2 separate regions of the Homo sapiens genome follow, and region 2 is linked to region 1. A link is a contact called in ENCODE Hi-C or POLR2A ChIA-PET data. All regions are on one chromosome and are shown on one strand. The core of a region is the stretch at or near the end of the contact, and the rest is flanking DNA. Distances in the headings are between cores, read along the strand shown. Region 1 holds the start of C6orf62 (chromosome 6 open reading frame 62). Region 2 holds the start of H2BC10 (H2B clustered histone 10).

The links. A loop is a pair of places that touch in the nucleus more often than their neighbours do. ChIA-PET counts read pairs that join two places held with the same protein, here RNA polymerase II (POLR2A). Pooled maps may share reads with other maps.
Region 2: a map with no recorded cell type shows a loop between it and region 1 (12-fold over the local background). The contact joins the promoter of H2BC10 here to the promoter of C6orf62 in region 1. A Hi-C loop is called at or near these places in 1 of 37 single-sample maps with no recorded cell type and 7 of 50 pooled maps. POLR2A ChIA-PET finds 5 or more read pairs at or near these places in 1 of 52 experiments (Panc1).

Annotation. Positions count from the first base shown.
Region 1 is chr6:24,716,341-24,720,662 of GRCh38, reverse strand. C6orf62 (chromosome 6 open reading frame 62) reads left to right here and starts at 1,509. Exons shown (of 5, transcript NM_030939.5): 1 at 1,509-2,123. The coding sequence starts at 1,995. RefSeq lists a silencer at 296-465 and an enhancer at 35-828.
Region 2 is chr6:26,271,224-26,275,545 of GRCh38, reverse strand. It overlaps H2BC10 (H2B clustered histone 10), which reads right to left and starts at 2,615. Exons shown (of 1, transcript NM_003525.3): 1 at 2,134-2,615. The coding sequence starts at 2,570. The coding sequence ends at 2,190. It overlaps H3C8 (H3 clustered histone 8), which reads left to right and starts at 4,133. Exons shown (of 1, transcript NM_003534.3): 1 at 4,133-4,322. The coding sequence starts at 4,162. It also overlaps the pseudogene H2AC10P. RefSeq lists enhancers at 1,525-1,684, 2,095-2,144, 2,155-2,284, 2,355-2,694, 3,025-3,364.

The DNA of each region.
Region 1 (4,322 bases), core at 260-2,759:
AAGAAAGACTCAAGAGCAGATGCTTGAACTGAAATAACTTTATTTTGGGGGGTTACTTTGCTGACCCTTAGCGCAGGGCTTCCTTTCCCTTCCCCCTCCGCCGCCAGTACCAATCCAACTCCCCATCTTTCTCTTTGTTTTTCCTCTTTTTCTTTTTCTCTCCCTGTTGCCGCTGTCTCCGCGTCCTTCCCCTCCGTTGCCGCCCAGGGCGCCGAGCCAGACTATGGGTCCCAGGTGGGGGCTGAGCGGCGGCAGCAGCGCGGGCGGTCCAGTCACGGTGCGCACTGCAGCGGGGATGGAGGGGCTCAGTTGGCTGGTGGTTTTCTCTTGACATGGCTCCTGCCCGTGCTACCAGCAGCGCCCCCGCCGCCGCCGCCTCTTCCGCCGCCGCCACCGCTCCGCCCGCAGGCTGCGGCTAGAGGGCCCAAACCCCGCCCTAGAGTCGGTCCGTGAGTCCCGGGCTCCGCGGGGACAGGGAGGGGATTTCCCCGTCACCCACCCCGCCCTAGCTGCCTCAATTCCACCCCCTGCCCCTCGGGAAACAACTAACGACCCCACCCTAAACAATCCAAACTCTGGAAACATGGTCTGTTCAACGTGAGAGAGAGCTAATCCGGGAACTTAATTTTTTGGGGGGAGGGTGGGTGGGCTTACTTTAGAAGTAATATTAACACAATTATTTTCTTTTTTTCCCCCACTGAACCTTCCCATTTACCCTCTCCCGCCCACTCCACCCGGGCGGGAATTGTTTCCACGATGAAATGAGTGAAAACCTGAGTGATCCTGTGTCTCCCGTGGTGCGAGTGAGTCGCTGCCGCTGAAGGCAAGGGGTGGGGGTGGGACCTGCGGGGGTGGAAGGCAGGTGGTCTCCGGGCACCGCCTGGGATTTGGGAGAAGAACCCGCCACCTTTGCCTCGGCAATGCTCACAAGAAGATAAATCGCACTCCCCACCATTTTGAACGGGGGCAGATCCACAGGGAAGTCTCCCTTGGGGAATGTAGGACTAGTTGCAGGCTGGGGGTGTTGGGAACCCGGGCATTAATCAGGTCTAACCACAGAGCCGGAATAATTAATACCGTATTATATACCCCTTTTCCTTCTGCCGTCATGATTCTCCTTGGCAGCAGCGTTAGCAGCCGCCTGAGGGTGAAAATGTGGGTGATGGGGAAGTTGGTAATGACTCCGCTGTTTTTTCTCATGGCTCCTTTGGGCCACAGCTGCCCGCCCCCGGTATACACTGTAGTTGATTGCAGGGAAACCCTGTACCTCTCCCTTTCCTTCTCTACCGATTTTGCACTTTTCTCTATGCTCACCACCAAGTGTAATCAATAACAAGCACTGACAATACATAGCAATAGTGAAATCTGAAATAACTAAGAATTAGGTACTACAGCCATGGAGCTGGCTGGGTAAAATCTAATTGGATATTTCAGTTTCATTCACCTACCCTGTTTTGGTGTTTGGTTTTGGTTTTGGTTTTGGTGAGTTTTTTTTTTTTTTTTTTTTGGAAAGCAAGGATCACACTTCCCCCTCCCTGTTCCTTAATCCCTTTTCTAAAAAGGGGGGAAAATCCGGATGGATTTTAGGGATTGGTCTGGTGTCAGCTGTGTTTTATTGCACACCTAAATCCTGATTATAGGCTTTTCATTTCTCCGCAAAGCCTTTATTTTGGCAGTTAAGCCAAATGTGTTTTCCAGAAAGTTAGTTATTTTCTCCTCTTTCTTTCCTTTCTTTCCTCCCTTTTTCCCGTCTGACCCCAAACGTTATTGTCCAAACATGACTGGACAGCAGCTTTTGTTTCTTGACCCTGTAATATGACAGTCTGCTAATATTGACAGAAGGTGCAGTTTTTGGGTTATAGTCGTGATTTTCGCTAATCAATCATATTAGCAGGAAAAAAAATGACTTGTTTCTGTTGTACTTGAGTCTTAAGAAAAAGTGCCCATAGTTTAGTGACAATTTCCAAAGGCTTTAGTACCACCTGTATTTCAAAATGGGGGACCCAAACTCCCGGAAGAAACAAGCTCTGAACAGACTACGTGCTCAGCTTAGAAAGAAAAAAGAATCTCTAGCTGACCAGTTTGACTTCAAGATGTATATTGCCTTTGTATTCAAGGAGAAGGTAATTTAAAGTTCTTAATGGTGAATTAGCACAAGTAATTTTTGTAAGTGTATATTATTTGTTACTCTTAAATTATTATGAATATTAGGTTAAAGAGTGGTTGAAAAAAAGTCTGCTTTGTATGCTCTGTTTTTTCACCCTTAGGGGTGATTCTGTGAATTGAGCAGTTGCAGCATGCGAAAAGACCCTTGAGCGTTCTTTGGTTTGGAAATAAATTTGAGTCTGAAGCTTAGTAGTAGTATACACTGAGTTGACATGGGGTGGGCAAGATTACAAAATTTTATATGGAGTTAACATGGGAAACCTTATGATGGAATTTAAAGATTATCTAATGTAGAGTATAAATAAGATGGTTGAAAGTGTGAAATTGTAATCAGACTGTTTATATGCTAAAGTTTATCCTGTTTCTTAAACTGCGTAATGTAGGTAACCTTTTCTCTTACATTTAATGAAGTAGAATACACCTTTTAGGAGCAATTAAATACTGAAATGGTTAATTTGTGTTTAGAAGTGTGATTTTCTTTTTTACTTAGAGTTCATTTTGCCTTGTATAGAAGTACAGTTTTTAAAAACTCAAAATGACCTAGAGGAAGTTTCATTTTTAGGGGCGGTGGAGGTCTTAATCAGAATTAGTTCCGCAGTTAAATAGCAAACAGTAAGTTGTGAGTAGTCAAGGATGGGATGATAAGAGCAGTATTTTTTGCAACTTAAAATGAACATTTTCTTAAATTATCAGCAAGGCTTATTTGACCAAAGATGAGGTTATGAATGTAAGGAAGTGCTACTTGGATTTTGGTGCTTAAATTGTTAGCTAATTTCAGATCAGAAATACAATCTTAGTGTGGTATCTATTAAGTATCTGGAAGTTTTCCAGGTTTCCCCCTACTGTTTAACTCTTATTATTTTTGTTGCTGAGACAGGCCTCACTGTATTGCCCAGGCTAGTCTTGAACTCCTGGGCTAAAGTGATCCTCCTGTCATGGCATTTTAAAGTGCTGGGATTACAGGCAGGAGCTGCCACGCACAGCCCCAACTCTTAACTCCTAAAAGGTTATTTGTATTTAAGAACATTCTTAGCTGCTGAAGTATAGCATTGTGAAGTGATTTTTAAGTAATTTTTGAAGTGACTGTCCCAAGATTGGGTGGTATCAAGGACTTACATCTCCACTTTTGTTTTGTTGACAAGCTGACTCAAAATTGATGAGATTGGATTTTAGTTGAAGATGATACAGTGTATGCTCTTTAAATAAATCCAAGATAATAAGTAGTGAGACCATATCTTTGTATTTAATCTATATATTGCCCCAAATTGCACCATCTTAATTCTTTAACACCAACGATAATCTGGTTTTATTCTGTGAATGGACAGTGTCCATGCAGTTGCCCTGAATAATTCATGATATATACTTAATAGTACAGAATTTTAAAAAGTAGTTTAGTGATGCGTACTTGGTCTTGAGTAGTATTAAAAGAGAACTTGGTGTGCTTCTTTTTAGTCTTTCAAATATTGATGGTTTTGGCTGGGTGCAGTGGCTCACGGCTGTAATCCCAGCACTTTGGGAGGCTGAGGCAGGCGGATCACTTGAGGTCAGGAGTTCAAGGCCAGCCTGGCCAAATGGTGAAACCCTGTCTCTACTGAAAATACAAAAATTAGCCAGGTGTGGTGGCGCAGGCCTGTAATCCCAGCTACTCGAGAGGCTGAGGCAGGAGATCCCCTCGAACCCAGGAGGCAGAGGTTGCAAGTGAGCCAAGATGGTGCCACTGCCCTCTAGCCTGGGCAACACAGTGAGACTCCATCTCAAAAAAAAAAAAGAAAAACCAGAAATATTGATGGTTTTGATAATGTAATATTGAGAAAGTAATGGAAATTGGCCCATATAAGGAATAAAACTATTCATTTGTCTGAATAGCGTTGTTTTAAAACTGGTGAGATTTTTAATTTTAAGAAGTATTGTCCAAAATAGTGCTATGGATACCATTATGCTATAAAACTCAAGCATTAAACATTCTAATGACAGTTTGTACATGTATGGTTGGAGGGGGAGGTAGGGGAAGAACAGAAGGAATTACCTATCTGAAAATGTGTTTTCAGTGTATAAGTTACTGCAGACAGTTAAGAATTTTGTGGAGTTAATGTTACATGACATTGTAATATGAACTGAGTGTTAAAAGGCTGTGCTCCCTGTGGGTTAATACACCA
Region 2 (4,322 bases), core at 1,366-3,865, 1.6 Mb before region 1:
CTTACAAAAGAATTAGATAAATTGCCCAAACTTAGGATTGAAACAATCAGTCAGGACTGTATCACTTCCTGAGTGATGTCCCCCTTAATCCATGCTTGAATATTTCATGAATATATAATTTAAAATGTATTCAAAATTAGCTTTGGGGAGCAAGAAATGAATGCCTTAGTTATATTTGGGGCTTAGAGAATTTTCTTCACAAATTCCATTACAAATTTACTTTGAGACTAGCCTGGGCAACACAGTGGGACCCTGGCTCTACAAAAATCATTAAAAAAAAAAAAAAATTCAGTGGGTGTGATGGTGCGTGCCTGTAGTGCCAGCTCCTTGGGAGACAGGTGGGAACACTAGCCAGGGAGGTTGAATGCAGTGAGCTGTGGTTGTGTCACTACACCTCAGTCTGGATGACAAAGTGAGACCCTGTCTCAAAACAAAAAATTTAAAGCAAATTTTGGTCACTTAATGTTCACAGTAAGCTGCTATGTGGGTATTTGCAGATAATGACATGTAGGTAATAGATAGAAAATAAGATCTTAGAGCTCACATTTACACTGACAATGCCCATGTTTTCCCCACCACAATACAGTGCTCAGAAAAGTTAAACTTGCTGCCAGGTGATCTTTAGGGCCCAAAGGTCACCATTAATATTATTTTATTTTTAAAAGAAACTTTTGCTGGTGTAAGGACTTTGCTGTGCAACAAAGAATATGTGTATCTCCTGACCAGTTTTCTTTTATTACAATTGAGCCTAAATTTCCTGACTCCTCTGACAGCAACTAGGCTCCTGCTTGGGATGGTCTCTAACAAACAGTGGGAAGTAATCCTTAGAATCAGAGTAGATTCAAATCTCAGTTTTATTTATGTGTAAGGGGCTAGTTACTTAACCTTAATTCTTGAGGTCATTCACCTGTAAAAGAGGAGCTTCCATTTCACAGCTGACTGTAGGAAAAAAAAAATCAATGAATGAAATAATGCATTCTAAGGACTACCACACAAATGTTAATTCCTTGTAACCCTCCTCTCTTAAAATGAATTTTCAAGAAAGGGAGTAGCTGTGGACAAAGTCGTTCCAGGACACGGAGGAGGAGGTTTAGGGAGAACACAGTCCTTGGAGCCTTAAAAAGGCTTACAGATAAAAGCGTCTGAATGTAGCACCGGGAATTTTCATTTCTTTGCTCCAACTTCAGGCTATCCTGTTGCCTGTTCTTTGTCTTAAACCTCAATATGTTCAGCTAAGAAGATGGTAGAGTTCCTGATCTTGCCAAGAGGTAATATGTATAGCTACGTGAAGTAATCCAGTAATTATAAACTCAGTAAAATTTGTAGAGAAATCAGTGGACTTGCAAGGGGGATATGAGAACGTCTGGTAGCGATCTGCCATGGTTTAGAAATGCAACCAACAGAGGTGATTTCCTCCATCATATGCCGCTCCAACCATTTGCAAGCTAACAACGAACTAAAAGACGAGTTTCGCTTTCTCAGACCTTATTTTAGATTTAAGACTACCCCAAACTTGATTTCCACCCGGCTACTCCAAATCAAGGGCAATAGGATGATAAAGTGAAACTAAAAACGAAAACAAAATTTTAAGATGGTGGTGTGCGGGGAGAAGAAAAGTGGGGATCAATCTAGAACACGATTTTTCCTTAGCTGCTGAGTGAAATGTGTCATATTAAGCTGCATACGAGCTTACTCCTTGGTGACGCTTACAATCTATAGGGGAAAAAACAACGAACCTGGATTTTTTTTTGAGATGTCTCGCTCTTATACCCCAGGTTTGAGTGCAATGGCTCTATCTGGGCTCACTGCAACCTCCGCCTCCTGGGTTCAAACGATTCTCCTACCTCTGCCTCCCAAGTAGCTGGGATTAAGTTGCCTGCCACCACTCCCGGCTAATTTTTGTATATTTTAGTAGAGACAGGGTTTCACCATGTTGGCGAGGCTGGTCTCGAACTCCTGACCTCAGGTGACGCGACCGCCTCGGCCTCCCAAAGTGCTGGGATTACAGGCGTGAGCCACTGCGCCCGGCCGAACTTGGATGTTTCAGTAAACCCTTACTATCCCATGTGTTGCTTAGCCATTTTACCTTGCCAATGCCAAGTCTGGAAAATTACAGATCTTTAAATGACAACATGGGTGGCTCTTAGAAGAGCCTTTGGGTCGTTAGCGCTTTTACCCAGGTAACTAGTTTACTTGGAGCTGGTGTACTTGGTGACCGCCTTGGTGCCCTCCGACACCGCGTGTTTGGCCAGCTCCCCGGGTAGCAGCAGGCGCACAGCCGTTTGGATCTCCCTGGAAGTGATGGTCGAGCGCTTGTTATAATGCGCCAGGCGGGAAGCCTCGCCTGCAATGCGCTCGAAAATGTCGTTGACGAAGGAGTTCATAATCCCCATAGCCTTGGACGAGATGCCGGTGTCGGGGTGGACCTGCTTCAGCACCTTGTACACGTACACGGAATAGCTCTCCTTGCGGCTGCGCTTGCGCTTCTTGCCATCCTTCTTCTGTGCCTTGGTCACCGCCTTCTTGGAGCCCTTCTTCGGGGCGGGAGCTGACTTAGCTGGTTCAGGCATGTTCGCAGCCGAAGTGATACCGTCAAATGACCACAGGAAAATGCTGGTGAGCCCAAACGCCCTCATTATTTACCTCGTGTATATGCAAATGAGGCTGGCTGAGTTTCGGTTTCTCATTGGTTCTTTTAGTGTCTGAATATATGATAGGCCATTTCTGAACTCCTAAATCTCATCGGCTCTCCCAGAAGCTCAACCTTGCATAATTTGACCTTTCAACTATAAGTATGTAAGTCAGAAGTGGTTTTTTTTTTTTTTTTTTTTTTAAATTTTTTTAAACACCTGCTTTTCGATTGGCTGAAATCTGTGTTCAGGAGATAGCACAGTCTACTTTGCCGAATATAGATTATAAGAGTTTAGCTCTTGCGTTTTACTAGAATCAATCACTTTCCTTCTTCTAAACAAGTATTTAAATACTTCACTGCGTCTGGATGTGGAATGCAGGGCAGCAAAGCTCGCGCCAAGGCTAAAACGCACTCTTCCAGGGCTGGTCTCCAGTTTTCTGTGGGCCGAGTGCACCGCCTCCTCCGCAAGGGCAACTACGCCAAGCGGGTCCGGGCCGGTGCGCCGGTGTACCTGGAGGCGGTGCTGGAGTACCTGACCGCCAAGATCCTGGAGTTGGCGGGCAACGCGGCCCGAGACAAGAAGACCCGCGTCACCCCCCGACGCCTGCAGCTCGCCATCCACGACGAGAAGCTCAACAAGCTGTTGGGCAAAGTTACTATCGCGCAGGGCGGTGTCCTGCCCAATATTCAGGCCGTGCTGTTGCCCTGTCTATACAAGTGACTGACTAGGCAAACAGGACTAATGAGAAAATGTTTAATATCTCAAGTAAGTGCTTTAATGTAGTCGGGAAGAAGCAAGTTCAGTAACGTTTACAAAACCTTGTAAAGTTTAGATGGACAGGGCCACTGCAGTGTTCAAGTTATCCTGCAGAAGAGGCTAGTGGGGGTGGTATCCTGGAATATCATCAATAGGACCCAACGAAAAGTAAATGATAAGAGTCGTTGGAAAACCTAAAATTAGCCTGTGCCTTAAAAATTCTCAACCGAAGCAAAACACCATTTGGGACAAAATAGAATTCAGTTAACATTTGTTGCTCACTGTTGTATGTCGGTGACTTCTTGGCTCGTGATTTCCCAGGTACATCACCCAGGAATCCTGCCTTATAATGGTCAAAGGTTTCCAGCTAGCAGCAGTCCAGGTGACTCAAGAAAACGGCACAAGATAAACTTCTCAAAACGTGGTCCTCCGAATCTGGCCCCACAACACATCTACTGAATGAGAATTAGCGTCTTCCAAGTCTTAAAGTAGTCGTTTACGGACTACAGCTTGAGAAGCGCAGAATTAGAACTTTAAGAAGTTAACGTTCTTGGATCGCAGACTAACCGAGAAGAGAGGATTCAAAAATGAAGTGATTCATCCAATCAGATTTTCCAGTAATTCACCAATCACATCGTTGGACTCTTCAGCCAATGGTTTTGTTGCGCGGGTCTTTTGAAAATCAACAAGGCCAATTAGAATGTTTCTGAGTATATATAAGGGCAGTTTCCACTCTGCCAAGTGGCTGAGTTTTTCTTTCAGGTAGTCTGAGATGGCCCGCACCAAGCAGACTGCACGCAAGTCCACCGGTGGCAAAGCGCCGCGCAAGCAGCTGGCCACTAAGGCGGCTCGGAAAAGCGCGCCGGCCACCGGCGGCGTGAAGAAACCTCATCGCTACCGTCCCGGCACCGTGGCTCTGCGCGAGATTCGCCG